Linked DNA regions of Mus musculus: region 2 is linked to region 1. The links are chromatin loops, found by intact Hi-C in ENCODE. Cell type or tissue: left cerebral cortex. All regions are shown on one strand.

Evidence for each region. Peaks named below come from ENCODE experiments on the same cell type or tissue, not always from the same donor. Only the 100,000 strongest peaks of a DNase experiment are listed, where the experiment ranks them.
Region 2: it touches region 1 in a loop (2.5-fold over the local background); 3 of 42 quality-filtered maps call a loop at or near these places.

What each region holds. Positions count from the first base shown.
Region 1 is chr15:41,443,334-41,451,333 of GRCm38, reverse strand. It overlaps Oxr1 (oxidation resistance 1), which reads right to left and starts at 3,852. Exons shown (of 17, transcript NM_001130166.1): 1 at 3,745-3,852. In left cerebral cortex, CTCF peaks have their summits at 3,125 and 3,811; DNase peaks (open chromatin) are centred at 2,731, 3,226, 3,973, 4,570 and 2 more places; H3K4me3 peaks cover 4,190 bases; H3K27ac peaks cover 3,127 bases.
Region 2 is chr15:41,592,442-41,600,441 of GRCm38, reverse strand. All of the region lies in intron 2 of Oxr1 (oxidation resistance 1), which reads right to left. Among named protein-coding and RNA genes, the nearest start is that of Oxr1, 150 kb to the right of the region's middle. In left cerebral cortex, no CTCF peak of the experiment used is centred here; DNase peaks (open chromatin) are centred at 256, 2,547 and 3,433; H3K27ac peaks cover 534 bases.

The DNA of each region.
Region 1 (8,000 bases):
AGAGTATGTGCACCATGAGCACGCTTGGTGCCCACGATGGGCACAAGAGAGCATCAGATCTTCTGGCTCTGGAGTTACAGGGGTTGTGAGCCTCACATGAGTGTGGGGTAACAAATCCACCTCCTCTGTACCAGCACCACATGCGCTTACCCTCTGAGCCATCTCTTCAACCCTACAAGACACTAAAAGCCAAAATAAGCTTCTGCCAATAAGTAGATCCCATTACCTTAAAATAAGGTGTGGGGCATGGTACCATTTTGCAATGAAATCTCTGAAAATTAGTGTTTGTTACTGAGATGAACTTCAACTTAGCAATATCTAACTTTTTTAAAAAAAGAAATTCTACCATTTTTTTAAATATTTGAAACATTTAAAAAACCATTTGCTTTTGTGTGTGCACATGCCATGGCAGGGATGTGGTAGAGGTCACAGGTCACTTTTTAAAGGAACCATTCATAATCCTAGGAATACTGAAAGCCATGGTTTCTAATCTGTACTGACATCCAGGGCTGTACAACTGTGGGGACTATCTAATTCATCATCAAATGCTAATGGCAATTCCAGCTGTAACCTGTGAGATGCCCATAACACCCTTCCCCGAAGTTGATGAAAGCCAAAACAACGTCTCCCCTGCCTGCTAGGGTGCCTCTGTTGGAAGGCCCTCAGCTGAGGCCCTGTGCTCTTAGCCTATCAGTCATTTCCACTCCTGGAGTGAGGCAACATCATTTCTCTCCTACTTTGACTGACATTTCTTTTATCCTCTGGGAGACATCGCACCATTTTTAATGCCTTTACCTTAGGGCAGCAGATTCCATGGACTGTTTGCTGAAGCTTAGCCATGCTTAGGGACAGCTCCTTCAGAAGAGTTGTCAAGTTATGCTCCACTTCAGAACTCTCAACTCGAGAAAGTAGCCAAAGGGCACATACAGTCCTTTGTAGTCAAAGGGCTCGACGTTAGGAGGAAGGATAGTCTTATTTCAAACTAAATTTAGCATTAAATAAATACAGCCTTCACCTCTACACACTCACAAGATCTCCAGTCTCCTGTCTCTGTCTCTGTTGAACACCCATTCCCAACCCTCCCTCCCTCCTCCTTGGACATCCCCTCCCCCCAACAACTCCCCCAATTCAATGCAGACAAACACACAGTTATGTTTTATTAGAACTATATTCTGAAGGAAAAAAAACAATCACTTATTTTACTTTGATATGATCTATACAATCAATTAAAAGCTCACAGTAATAGAAGTGAAAGATAACAGCAAAAAAAAAATACCCCCTTATTATTCAAATTTCCCACCTTCCAGATCTCTATAAAAGTAGATATATTTTCAAACAGTGACGTCCCCCTCCCCCCAATCTGGCCCAACCAATGAGGTAAAAAGGGCAGCTCCTGGCCACTAGATGAGTACTCTCTTTTTGTTATGTCACTCCATAGGTCAGGCAAGACTGTGAAAACTCAAAAAAAAAAAAAACAAAAACAAAAACAAAAACAAACAAACAAAAAAGGCAAGAAAGAAAGAAAAGAAGAAAAGAAAAGCAAAGGGAAAAAGCCCACATCCCACTCCTCAATGAAGTTCTGGCTTCTCTTCTTCTGAATACTGACACCCTACCACCACCACCACCACCAAGCACACATGAGCAAGCGCGTGTGTGCGCGCGCACACGCACACACACACACAAATGCACCCGCACGCACACACCCCTCAATTTGATGTGCTAAACATATCAGTCATGACACATAATCAGAGACCGATCCTCTGAAACAGCAGTCTGGGACCGCAAGTCGAACCCTCCTCCGTCCTTAGTGCACACAGATGGCCCCGGTTTCCAGCCCCTGCTTCAGCTTCATTTCCTACTCCAACAGTGCAGCTTTAAAAGCTGCCCACCAACAAACCATGCTCAGCTAGACAGAGCTTGAGAAGACGTGGTCGTGGTGACACCCACCTCTTCATTGCCATTTCTCAACCTGGAACCTGCAGATTCTTCTTGATTCATGTAGCTGGTGGGTAAAATCTCTGCTAGTCAAATGGACATTTTATTTTGCAACATAATTTCCGATGCTTATTGAACTAATCTGGTCTTTCCCTTCGTAAGTCATTGATTTGCATGCCTGGAACTGAGAGGAAGCCCCCCCACCCCCCTTCAAAACACAGGTAAGTAATGGTCACTGTTCCCAACCTACTCACTGCCTCTCCCAGTCCATTTGAAGCTACCTGCTTACGGAATCCACAGATGTTATGATCATCATGTCCTTTGAGAAGGCCCCATGATTCCAGAGCCCCTGTGACATCAGGGACTTCTCAGATTCCTTCCCTGAGTAGAAAGATGGGAACAACCCTGCCTGAGATGCATCCTCTAAGCACAGAAATCAGGGGAGACAAACAGCATCAGGTTTCAAATAAAAGGTAACCAGAGGGAGGCTATGGAAACCCATCACTGGGCCAGAAAGAATGTAACCAGCAAAAGGAGGCAGAAGACATACTGGAAGCGGAAGCACGTTTCCCTTAATCCTGTCCTGGACCACGTCCAGAGTCCTGATCTCCCAGTCGTGGAGACAGACTGCACAGCTCGGAGGACCCCTGGCCTGCACCACGCACCTGCAAAGCGCATGCATGTACACCCCCTGCTGCGTGTTGCACGCTGCAGACTTCTACCTTACTAACCAGCCCAAAACACAAATTCCCCCTCCCCATAGGAGACTAGGGATCCCCTTGGCCTAGAACACACACCACTCCCCCTCTGTGTAACGCACAAACCCAGCCCCACATTGCTTAAAAGGAACCCGGATACACAATCCGGTAAGCGAAAGCACTGGTGGCTCCCCTTAAGTGACTACCTTCCTCCCTGCTTCATCTCTGTCCAGGATCCTAGGAGCCTCCAAACCAGATAGGAGATGGAAGAGGAACCTCAGAGAAGTACCTCTAAACCTCTACCATGGGACTTGACTCACGGAAGCCTCCAACCCTATGCACAGGTTTGCAACTCCCCTTCCTCCCTATCCTAGGCATGAATCTACCCCACTCCCTGCTCACATTCCCCCATATCCCTCATCACCTTTCCAGCCCTCCCTTCCAGGCCACTTTCTAAACCCGCTGGTTCTCACAACGTGTTGCCTCACACACTCCCTCCGGAGGCTTGAATTAAATCTGCCTCTTTCCATCATATCTACCTAAGCTTGTTCTGATTCCCCGAATTAACCAAGTTCACCCGCCCATCAGGCGCCCACTGACCCTTCCACTGGCGTCCTTTACTCTCCTACAAATCCGCTTTTCACACGCCCCACTTTCCATCTATCTCCCCTTCTGTCATCCTGGTTCAGGACACACCGCCCTTCTATTTTGCTCTCTGACCCTCTGTCAGTCCTAGGGACACCACTTTCCCTTTTTGGCTGTTCCCAGGCAGGTCCCTGCTCTCCAAACCTTCCCTTCCCCATCGGGCACTAGCCGGCTCCTGGCCTGCCGGGTCCGCTCCCTCATCCGCGGTCCTTCTTCCTTCCAGAGTGACCCACACCTGAACCCTGAGCCAGTCCTACCCTCCGGGGTCTGCTCATTATAGCTTTTGCTAGAGCATCCTTGTAAGCAGGAGCTCTCTACCTGCCCAGCGGTTGGGAGAAGCGCGGGACTCCGGAGGCAGAAGGCTGCCCGCTCTCCGGGTGTCCAGGCGCTCTTCCCGCTCGCCATCCCCAGCTCCCCCAGCGCCTAGCCCTCGCCCCGGCGGCGCCCAGCAGCCGCACAAACTTACTTGCGGGTCGGCGGGAGGGGGCTGCGGCGAGCGGTGCGAGCCCCGTAGCGGCGAGTGCGCCCCTCTCGGTGGGGCCGGGCGGCGCTGGCACTGCGCTCCCGCGGCCGCGCGCGGACTGCGCTCAGCCTGACGCAGCCCAGCTCTGCCCCCACCGCCGTCGCCGCCGCCGGGGCCGCGGAGCGCTTGCAGACTTGCTCAGTTTCCGGACCTGCCCGCGTGGAAGCTACCAAGAGCCATCCGCGGCGGGGGAGGCGGCGCCGAGCTGCAGAGCGACGGCCACGAGCTGGAGGCGACCACGCCGGCGGCTCCGGGAAAAGGGGGGGCGAAGCCCTGCTAAAAATAGCTCCTGCGGAAGGAAGCTACCGGCTGCCAGCGCACCCCCTTTCCGCGCGTCCCCGCAGCGAACTCTCGGGCTCCGGGAGCTGGCGTCCTCCTGGACCCCTGCCCTGGGAAACCGTGCCCCAAGAACAGACACCTGCCAGGGTAGCCAGAGCAGAGTCCCAACTCCAGGCTGCGGGGTATGGCACCCCTTCCCGTCCCCGGTCCCCAGAGCTGCCCAGCAGCCCTAGCCTCAGGGCCTTAGACAGAGACATCGAGAAGATACTGGTCTGAAATTATGGGAAAGCTCCTCTGCTACTGACTTACCAAGAGGAAGAAAAAAGTTTTCAGGGTTATTCTGGTGGAATTGGAACGAGAAATCAAGGAAGGCGGGCAAAATACAAAGATCTGGCCAAAGGGTGAAGGTATGGGGCTGTGGGTTGAAAGGGGCTCTGGAAAGATCTCCTTAAATACAAGAGTAGGCTGGGCTTCTCCCCGACTTCTATTTCCGCAGGATTTTACATAATTAGTTGACACTCAGCCTGACCTTGGAGGCACTGTTCCTGTTGCCTGAACTGTAATTTACTTTCCCTGCCTGCTGCCTTCTACTTCCACCGCTCCCACCTTTCCAACTCTGCCTGGGAAATTATGAGAGAGGAGTAGGGGTAGGGGCCAAAGTACAACTAGGTAGACTGGACCTCGGCCCTTTCTTGAAGGAAGTCGGTCCCTTTGCCAAGATGAGACTGCATCAATCCGACCAGCAAATCAGCCCAAAGGCCTCTCAAAACCTGGTAGTGAGTGGGTTCTCACTATTAATCTCCAGGATACCCCACCTCAATTGCTGACAACTAGTGTTATCTCTTCTCTCCTTTGAAAGTGAAACGTCCATCAGTCTGTAAAACGAAAGCCAAGAGGAAAGGGGAGGAGGAAATATTTATACTGAAAAGGAAAAGAAATGAATTTGAGAAAAGCATAGTGATGTACATGCATTTCGTAATGAAACCCATTATTTTTTACCCTGAAAAAATCAATAAAGATTTCAATTATAAGAATGAGATGTTCACATATTTCCTGGGTCAAGTTATAGTTTTAGCTTTTTCTCTGGAAGTCACCAAATTAGATTCATCAGTTAAGAATTCATTGCTTTTATTTGACAGAAGAGGACGTTGAAGCCTGGAGACAACTGTTGCCTGAAATAATACCTAATTGAACCCAAAATCTGCCGGATGAGAAATTACCCAAGTTTAAATATAACCTATTATTTCCTGAAATCCATAGCTGTAGTTAGAGTAAGAAATCAGGAAACTAGGCGCAGTTTTCAGTGCAGCTAATGAATTTGGTAATCTTGTTTTCTCTACTTGTAAGAAGGAAATCCAGAGCCTAGATTTTGCGTTCTCTTGAAAGTGACTATTTTATCCCAGTTCATTTATGTCTTTTGAGGTTATGCATGGACTAGAACTGAGCTTCACCAAGAGCTCACAGTACATGCTCAATAAAAATGCATTCACTTGCCATTATTGAGACTTAGGAAAGCTTGGCTTGCCAACAGAAGGCACACGGTTGTACTTTTTAACAGCGCTATAACAGTGTATGTCTCTGCTCAAGACATACTCCTAAATCAGATCCTTCAATTTGCAATCACAGTCTAGTTTTATGTTTAACTTTCTTTCCTCTGAAGCTATCTCTTAAGCTTATCTATCCTTTCCTGTCCTAAGTAACATGGGATGAGAGATGAATGCTGTGCACACGGGTGCCATCACACTATTACTTCCTGCCAGTCACACTTGAGGTGGTGTGATCTTGACATTTCTTTGACACTGCACACACACTCTCTGTAGGGGGACATGCCTTCACTTTAAAGTCTGTTTCGGTTCCTACATAAAACCTATGGTTCAAAATGTACTGCGTTCAAGACTTTGAATGCCAAGTGAAAGCAACTCACTAGCATAGATACATTGAGAAAATTATACATTGGTTCACAGAGGTGGGACCTCCTGCCCGACACGGGACCATAGAGCAGTATTCCCCTGTTCTAAGCACTGTTTCCTGTGCTGGTGTTAATATTCCTTCCCTACGAGCAGAATGCACTCCCATCCATGCATCAGGGACAAAGTTGACAATCTTATTTTCTTTGTCAAAACAGATCAAGACTTACTCTCATGAGGCTTAAAATACAAACCCAATTGGCTGTCTAGACCCACACAGATGAATCTATCTTCCCTAGAGAAAGATTCTCAAAAGGAAAATATCTAGTAGCTGAAGGTACCCATGAAACTTACGAAACAGTGTGCATTGCCTTCCTGAAGAGTCTTGCCTCCCCTGCAGTCAAAGAGAGAGAGAGACAGAGACAGAGAAACAGAGAGAGAGAGACAGGGAGACACAGTCAGACAGAGACAGAGAGACAGAGACACACAAAGAGAGTGACAGAGACAGAGACTATTGGCATATTCGGTCTGAGTTATCAAAATGAGCAAAAGGATACCACTTTGAAGAGGTTTTTTTCTTCCTTTTCCCAGGTGAGAATACTTTGATTTGCCTCCCTAAAGGCAACAGTTAGTCCCCTCTTTGTAGCCTTTTCATCTTTATTTCAGGCCTGGGTTGCTTCCAAAGTGGAGTCACTCTCATTAAAGCTGTCTAATGAGCCATAGGCTGCTGAGACCTCCATTCCAGTCTATCTCTATAGGAAAGGACAGGTTCCCTATTACTAAAGCTTTGGGGTGTTGTTATTGCTGTTATTTTGTTTTTTGTTTTTGTTTTTTGTTTGTTTGTTTGTTTCTTTTTTTGTGGTTCAGTATACTGGAACATGTTGTAAACTGTGTGGTAATAAAAAGTAGGCACTTTCCTTTTGCCCTCCTACTGGATGGGAGAGGATATTCCAACAGCTGCTGTCTTATTTCTTCTGAAGATATATTAGAATTGTTATTTATTATTATTTTTGAGACCGAGTCTTACATAGCAAGCCATCTACAAACCAAGCTACATTCCCATGCAATTTTTCTTCTTTTCATGACTTTCATGAAAGTACCAAGTGTCACAGGATTCATATTTATACACTTTAATCTTGTTTTTTTTTATAAGTAAAGGACTACAGTGCTAGGATTATTTCATTCAAATAACATTCCGTAGTTATACAAACCCCTCCAGCATACATGGTGGTGCCCACTTACAATCTCTGCACTGAAGAGGCCGAGGCAGAAGAGTTAAGAGTTTGAAATCTGCCTCGTCCACATAGCAAAATCTATTAATGAAGGCAAAAGCAAAATCACTAACTCTAGACTCTTTTCATTCACTTCCTACAAGGTCTTCCGTGACCCCCTCTCCGGCCTCTGCCACACCGTGTCTTCCCTCCCACTCAGATTACTACTTCTGTCCAGTCCACTGTTGTTTTCTTTTCTCTGCAGCTCTTTGTTCATCCCTTAGCTGGGCTTTCTTCTATTTCATTTATCAACACAGTTGCTCTGTCTTCTCTGCTGACCTGCAAGACATTGGAGGATTGGCACCATGACAAATTCCTGTGTGGATTTTGATCTTGGGTGCTTAATAGATGCTTACTGGGGCATTCGTGGAGTGTTAAAAAAAAATGATGAGCCCTTGGATGTAAACAAAGAGGATGCTGGGTAAATAATTCCTCAGCTGGTTGCAGGGAATGGCAGAAGGTGGGAAGGTCTAGAGAGGCGATGCCTTACAATACAGATTTTGCCTATTTCACTAATTTGTCTAGGGTAGCTCTTCTTCCCCCATTTGGATTTTGTTAACCAAATCATCTGATTGAACTCCCCAAGTGTTGCCTAGGCCACACTGTCAAGTAGATCTTCTACCTCCGAATATTAACACAGCTCCCTATGCATAGTCTGCTGCATAAGGCCAGCCCATTTTAGATCCATAGACATTGGGTTTCTCTCTGATGCATGTGTTTCCCACTAAATTTGCCTTTAGAA
Region 2 (8,000 bases), 150 kb before region 1:
CACCAAACTGGAAAAAAAAAACTTGTGTTAATCTGAGTTAACATGCTGTTTTAATATTTTAAATGCATTTGATAATACTATTTAACAGCTTTTCAAAGTCTACGATGTTAGACTTCCATATTTAACAATTCCAACTCCCGAGATGTCTCTTCACTATAGTTTTAGTTACCTATATTCAAAGACTTACAGCTGTAAACCAAGTCCTAGTCTTCTTTGAAAAGTAGAAAATGAGGGTAGAGACTTGGCAGCATCTGTTCATGGTGCCTTGACAATTTTAGATGTGTAACTAGGATTATACTGTAAACTTTGTAGGAAGATGTAGCAATCAAATGTTAGTGAATTGTAAGTTATTCTGTCACGTAGAGCTAAACAGAAGGAATGGAAAGGAAGGAGTCCTTTTACTACTATTAGTATATCTGATAGTTCACCATCAAGCAAACCCTCTACTGCAAGGTTCCTCCACTATTGAAAACCATAAGGATTTTTGTGTGAAAAGGAACAGCACGGTTCTCATAGAGCTTCTATAAGGCTCATCCTGCAACAGTTATTAGCATTGAGGACACAATTTTATGTTGTTTATTGGCCCACATGGCACATGTGAGTAAAACTGTCCAGGAAGTCCAGTCATGCAGGATTCAAAAAAGAACCTGTTCTACCATAGGTTTTTGGTGACCTACAGGTGTAAGAACAAGCTAATTGCAAAACTATAATATCTAGATAACACACTGGAGTTTCTAAAATCATTGTCTACTTTAAACATTATTAATGAAGTCACACGACTAATCCCCTCTAGGACAAATACCACATCTACCTACATTTTCCTGAACATAAAATGGGAATCAATTAAGCAAAATTGTGCCCACGCCTTCGGGGATGATCAACTGCTGTAAAGCTTCCTTTATCCTGCACTTTCATCCCAACAGAGCTTAAGGGGTTGAAAGTTAGCAAGTTCTTGGAGATTTTATTCACGGTGGAGGCTTCATTATAGGTATATATTAAATGGCATGAACATTGAATGTGTTTCCAACTTATTCAACAGCTTTATTAGGAACCTCCTATGAGGTCATACTTCAAAGTAGCATACCTATGTTTAGAATCTAGGTTTAATTACGTGACTTTAAAGCACACACACACACACACACAACACACACACACACACACACACACACACACACACACACACACACTTACTGATATACCAGTGGCTTCTGTATATCTGTACACACATCATATGTACATATGTAGATTTTGGCAAGGGATGGTAAGGTTTATGTTAAATATTGAAAAGAACTTTTTGTTCATGTTGTTTGAGAACTTTTTATTAGCAATGGTGAGTGAGAAATTTAACTTTTGTATATGCACTATACAATGACATTTGGGAAAAGATCACAATGAGAAGAGGCATTGGTATATATTTATTTTGGTATCATTAAGAGACTATTCGAAGGCCTTTCCTCCCCTTCCATGGCCCCTTTTTTAATTTCCACGTTTCTAAATTCATTCCGTATCACTAGTAGCTGTGATACACAGTCAAGAAAGAATGCAGTGTTTGCCTCTCTGGGCCTGTGTTAACTCACTCAATATAGTATTTTCCATCTCCAAAATTTTTTTGCTACTTCATAAGGTCAGTGCCTTTTTAGGGCTGAAAAAATTCCATTGTATGTATATCATAATTTCCTAATTCATTTCTCAGTTAACTCACAGTACACATCATCTGAGCCATTTTCCTAGCATTAGTGAACATGGCTGGGCACACAACTCGTAGTTGGTTGGATAAAGTCATATGTATATCCCAGGAGTGTTATATCTAGGTCATATGGTATATCTATTTCTAGATTTTTGAGAAGTTCCCAGACTGCTTTCCACAGTGGTTGCACTATTTCTATTTCCCCCAATAACATGTGAGGATTCCCTTTTCTCTATATCACCAACATATTTTAATGTCATTTATAGTCTTGATGGTAGCCATTTTAATTGGGGTGATGTTGAATCTACCACAGTTTTCATCTGCATTTCCCCGATGGCTAAAGGGTGTTGAACACTTTTTAAAAATAATGTTTTTATTTATACTGTGAGGATTTTATACAATATATTTTGATTGTATTCATTACTATAGTGCATTGCTGATACTTTGAAAATACCCTAAAATTAATTTGTCCTTTCTGACTTACAGGGAGAAAACATAATGATGTTAAAGCCACTTCCCTTTGAGTATGCTTTGAAAGCACTTGGTAGTTGACTATGTTATTCACAAGACTTCATTTTCTCTATGATAGAGGCGGCAATATCAACTCTAAGATATTCTGAGCTCTGCCTCTGCCCTACTTCTCAGACTTCTGACTCTATAAAATAGGTAACAACTTTTTTTTTTCTGTAGAGGTGGAGAAACATTTTACAAATGGCAGACACTCAGAAGTGGAGAAAGGGAAGGGAAGTGTTGTTCTCAGTGTTACAAAGAGATCAATACACCCTTCTTCCTAAAGCAGCTCTTAGAAAGTAAGGCAGTTGAAAACAATGCTAAATGCTCCCATTTTTAGTGCTGAAAGAACTAGATATGGAATGAACAAAGTTTACACCAAAGAAGGCAAACATGACACACATTCCCATCTGTGCTAGGTGCGACTGTATTTTTTAAATGCCAGTGACTTTCACCCCATTATTTCCTTCCTAAGATTAAGCAAACAAGACTAGCCCATTGGTTTACATAACATATAAAATTCCTTCAACACTTTGCAAATGTCCTTTGATGTTTTTAAAAAAAAAAACCCTATTCATTCTGCAAGAGATTACAGCTTCAGGAAAAAACCGCTTACAGAGAACAAAAGACACCAGCTCATTATGCAAATAAAAGCAAAAAAAATTCCATCCACACGCATAAACATAAAAAGGCTACAAAAATCCTTCTATTCTTACTTTTAACTTTACAGGGACATAATTTCTATGGCCATCTATTCAAAGAAACAAGTTATTATAGAGATTACTGAAAAATGTTTATATTGAAGCTTTAAATATATTATATATAAACCCATAAGCTTTAAATATATTATAGAAATAACAGCAGACATAAAAAAGTTCTAGGAGAATTTCATAGTAATATTTCTTAGAAAAAATGATAAATCCAGAAGCAGACTGCTTAAAAACTTAGGCACAACCTTTGGAATTGGGAGAGGTAACACACACACACGCACACACACACGCACACACGCACGCACGCACGCACGCACGCACGCGCACACACACGCACACACACGCACACACACACACGCACACACACATTTTTATGTCTTAGTGTGAATTGTCTCATAAGTGCTTGTATTTGAACACTTGGTCTCTGCATGTGTGCTCTGATTGGAGACACCGTGGAGGCTTTGTAACATGGGGCTATCAGGCTGCAGACCACTAGTCTAGCGCTCTGCTGATTTATGCCATGTGAGAAGCTGCCACTGCATAATCTGCCACTACAGACTGAGCCACTCCTACACTTCTTCCTTAGCTAGGATGAACTAAAATTCCCTAAAACCATAAGCCAGAAAATATTCCTTTCCTCTTCAGTTGCATCTGTCAGATATTTGTCCAAGCAATGAGGAACATTTGTTAGATAGATAGATAGATAGATAGATAGATAGATAGATAAATAGATAGATAGAGAGAGAGAGATACACAATATACATATGCAGTCTGTGTATATACATTAAATTATTCTAAATATGAAATTCAAACAAAGTAGTCATTTGTTATGTGTGTTAGATTTCTTGCTGAGTTCTAAGTCTGTTAGTAGAGCCCATGAACTATTGATGGGTATAACATTCTGGCTAGGCATCCTCTTCCCCTGTGGGAGGGCAGAGGTGGAGGAGTAGAATGCTGAGACTCCACATTAGCAGTAGAGTCACTGTTAACAAATTCTTTATACCGTCACAAATGTGTGCACATGTTGTTTGAAGAATGATCACATGGTAAAGAGAAAAGGCGAGAATGTGAGCCATAGTGAAATGGCCAGACCCTGGCTTCTTCTTCCTTAGTCAAGCTTGATATCTGCTGTTGGACTCAGATGCAAAGTGATTATGAAATTTTAGGAAACTAGATTACTATATTTTTACTCCAATCTCTGGGTCCTAGTTGTTGTTTTTTTTAAGTAACCTTTAAATACATACTCATGCTAGATAGGATGAGCATTAATATTGAGGGTATATGTTTGCACCAAGTTTATGGTTTCCAATATCTTATATGTATGACCTGTATTACATGTGTTCATTTTGATTTTAATTTCTAAACCTTTATTTTTTGTGTGGCATGTTGACATCATTTGATACTCAGAATCTGCTTGTATTGTTGCTTCCTATAGTTTGTTATGGGTTCCACAACCTTCTGAATGTGCCCATGCTGGAAGCCTAGTTTTCAATACAGCAGAGTTGAGATAAGGGAACAGTAAGGAGGTGGGGGAAGGGCTTGAGAGATGGACCAGTTAATAAAATGCCTGCCATGCAAGCATGTGTTCAGAGCAGATCTCTGACCTCTACACATACCTGCACAGTGGGGACACATGAAAAAATTCATGTACCCTGTGTGTGTGTGCATGTACACATATGTACACACACATATTCACACAGACCAATGAATGATGTATTGGCTAGTGGGAGTAATTCATTCATGTAGGAAGTGACCTTGGGATGGATTAATGCAAATCTTATGAGACTGGATTGGTTCTGGAGAGAATAGGTTGTGTGAGAGCTCAATCTCTTTCCTGGATGGCCATGTGCCTTTCTTCTGCAAACACACTTGTCATTTAGATGCCACTTGCAATGTGACTTTTACCAGAGACATGCAGAGAACTGCTGTCATGCTCATGTATCTCAGAACTAAAAGGTTCATAATTGCTTCCTTTTTGCAAAGTGCCAGGCCTCAGGTAACTTGCTACAGAAACATAAAATAGACAACAAATACTTGTCCAGTCATTACATTTCTTTAACTGCAACGCCCCTTATTTCTCACCAGTCTAACACAATGAAAACCTAGTCCTGTATTCTAGACTATGTAGCAGTCTGGACACCTAAATTTACTCTCTTCTACAATTTGTCAGAAATATCTTGGAACAAAGATACTGACAACCTCCAGATTCAGGATTATCATAACCGGTTAAATAACTGTGGCAGCAAGAAATGCAGATGAACAGACTCCCAGTCTCTTCCAGCCACTCCCCTATTTCCTCAAAATAGTGAGGTGAGGAAATATTGAGTCTCACAGAGGCAGGAGTGGCCTTGGGACAAACTGGCCAGGAAGAACAAATCAGAGAGCTCATTTCCTTAATTATCATCTCCTTGTCCCTCCACTTCTGCATTCTAGGTTGTTTATTTGAGAAAAAAATAAACTCTAGAATTTCTTTAACTCATTATTTGTTGATATACTGTCCAAATACAGAAATCACTAGCCACGCTGGGTTGTACAAATTTTAATTTGCTAAACCTATATAAAGCAAAAAAAAGTTATTCAATATTAGACACTTCAATTATAGAATATATTCATTCTAGGAATTTCTACTTAAATGGCAATGGATATAAAGGTTTCAAATATTAGTATTTTTCATCACACTATACCAGTGATAGCAAAGTTTGAACCCAGTCCCCAAGTTGAGCCCATGTTATGCCCAGTCATGCAGTATTTTACCTATTAATGAAATATCAGGTGGCTGATTCACCATTGGTCTCTCATCTAAGATTTCTCAAGAGTCTTGGAGAATGAGCTGTTCAAACTCAATCCTTTCTGGCACTTCTAAGAGGCTCACTTATCTCTACCACCATATTTACACTCCTAACAACCTAATGAAGTAGCCAGTTAGTATCATCTAAGGGATGAAGACAGTAAAGAAGGCCTTAGGAGACACACAAAGATTCATTTTATCATATTCTTTGGCAGCTAGCTCAAAATGCTACTCAAAGTAACACCCCATCCCAAAGCAAGTATCATTCAATTCAAAAGTCTAATTGTTCTTCAAAAACGTTTAAATAAAGGAGAAATGCTCAGAATTGTGACTGTATGGCTTGCTATCTAGACATAACAGCAGCTCAAGACAGGAAAGAACTATTTAGAAGCATCATGAGACTAATTCATGTACCTCACAGAACATAGCCAATCAAGTTGCTTTTTTTCTTTTTTATTAGATATTTTCTCTAATTACATTTCAAATGTTATCCCCTTTCCTAGTTTACCTTCCCAAAATCCCCTATCCCCTCCCTCTCCCAACCCACCCACTCCCACTTCCTGGCCTTTGCATTCCCCTAACTGGGGCATAGAATATTTGCAAGACCAAGAGCCTCTCCTCCCACTCACTGATGGGCTACTAGGCCATCTTCTGCTACATATGCAGCTAGAGCCACAAGACCCTCCACGTGTTTTCTTTGATAGGTGGTTTAGTCCCAGGGAGCTCTGGGGTTACTGGTTAGTTCATATTGTTGTTCCTCCCATAGGGCTGCAAACCCTTTCAGTTCCTTGGGTACTTTCTCTAGCTCCTTCATTGGCGACCCTGTGGTCCATCTACTGGGTGACTGTGAGCATCTACTTCTGTACTACTCAGGCACTGGCAGAGCCTCTCAGGAGACAGGTATATCAGGCTCCTGTCAGCAAGCTCTTGTTGACAGCTACAATAGAGTCTGGGTTTGCTGGTTGTTTATGAGATGGATCCCCAGGTGGGGCAATTTCTGGATGGCCATTCTTTCAGTCTCTGCTCCGAACTTTGTCTCTGTACCTCCTTCCATGGGTATTTTGTTCCGCCTTTTAAAAAGGATTGAAGTGTCCACACTTTGGTCTTCCTTCTTCTTGAGTTTGATGTGTTCTGCAAATTGTATCTTGGGTGTTCTGAGCTTCTGTGCTAATATCCACTTATCAGTCACTGCATATCATGTGTGTTCTTTTGTGATTGGGTTACCTCACTCAGGATGATATCCTCCAGATCCACCCATTTGTCTAAGAATTTCATTAATTCATTGTTTTTTTTTTTTTTTTATAGCTGAGTAGTACTCCATTGTGTAAATGTACCTCATTTTCTGTATCCATTCCTCTGTTGAGGGACATCTGGGTTCTTACCAGCTTCTTGCTATTATAACTGAGGCTGCTATGAACATAGTGGAGCATGTGTCCTTATTACAAGTTGGAGCAAATTCTGGGTATATGCCCAGGAGTAGTATTGCTGGATCTTCCAGTAGAACTATGTCTAATTTTCTGAAGAACCACCAGACTGATTTCCAGAGTGGTTGTACCAGCTTGCAATCCCACCAACAATGGAGGAGTGTTCCTCTTTCTCCTCATCCTTGCCAGCATCTGCTGTCACCTGAGTTATTGATCTTAGCCATTCTGACTGGTGTGAGATGGAATCTCTGGGTTGTTTTTATTTGCTTTTCCATGATGAGTAAGGATGTTGAACATTTCCTTAGATGCTTATCAGCCATTTGTTATTCCTCAGTTGAGAATTCTTTGTTTAGCTCTGTCCTCCATTTCTTAATGGTGTTATTTGGTTTTCTGGAGTCCAACTTCTTGAGTTCTTTATTTATATTGGATATTAGTCACCTATCAGATTTAGGATTGGTAAAGAAAATTTCCCAATCTGTTGATGACCTTTTTGTCTTATGGACAGTGTCATCTGCTTTACAGAACATTTGTAATTTTATGAGGTCCCACTTGATGATTCTTGATATTACAGCACAAGCCACTGGTGTTCTGATCAGGAATTTTTCCCTTTGCCCATATCTTCGAGGCTCTTCCCCACTTTCTCCTCTATAAGTTTCAGTGTCTTTGGTTTTATGTGAAATTCATTGATCCATTTAGACTTGAGCTTTGTACAAAGAGATAAGAATGGATCAATTCACATCCTTTTACATGATAACCACCAGTTGAGCCAGCACCATTTGTTGAAAATGCTGTCTTCTTTCCACTGGATGGTTTTAGCTCATTTGTTAAAGATCAAGTCAACATGTGTGTATAGGTTCATTTCTGTGTCTTCCATTCTATTC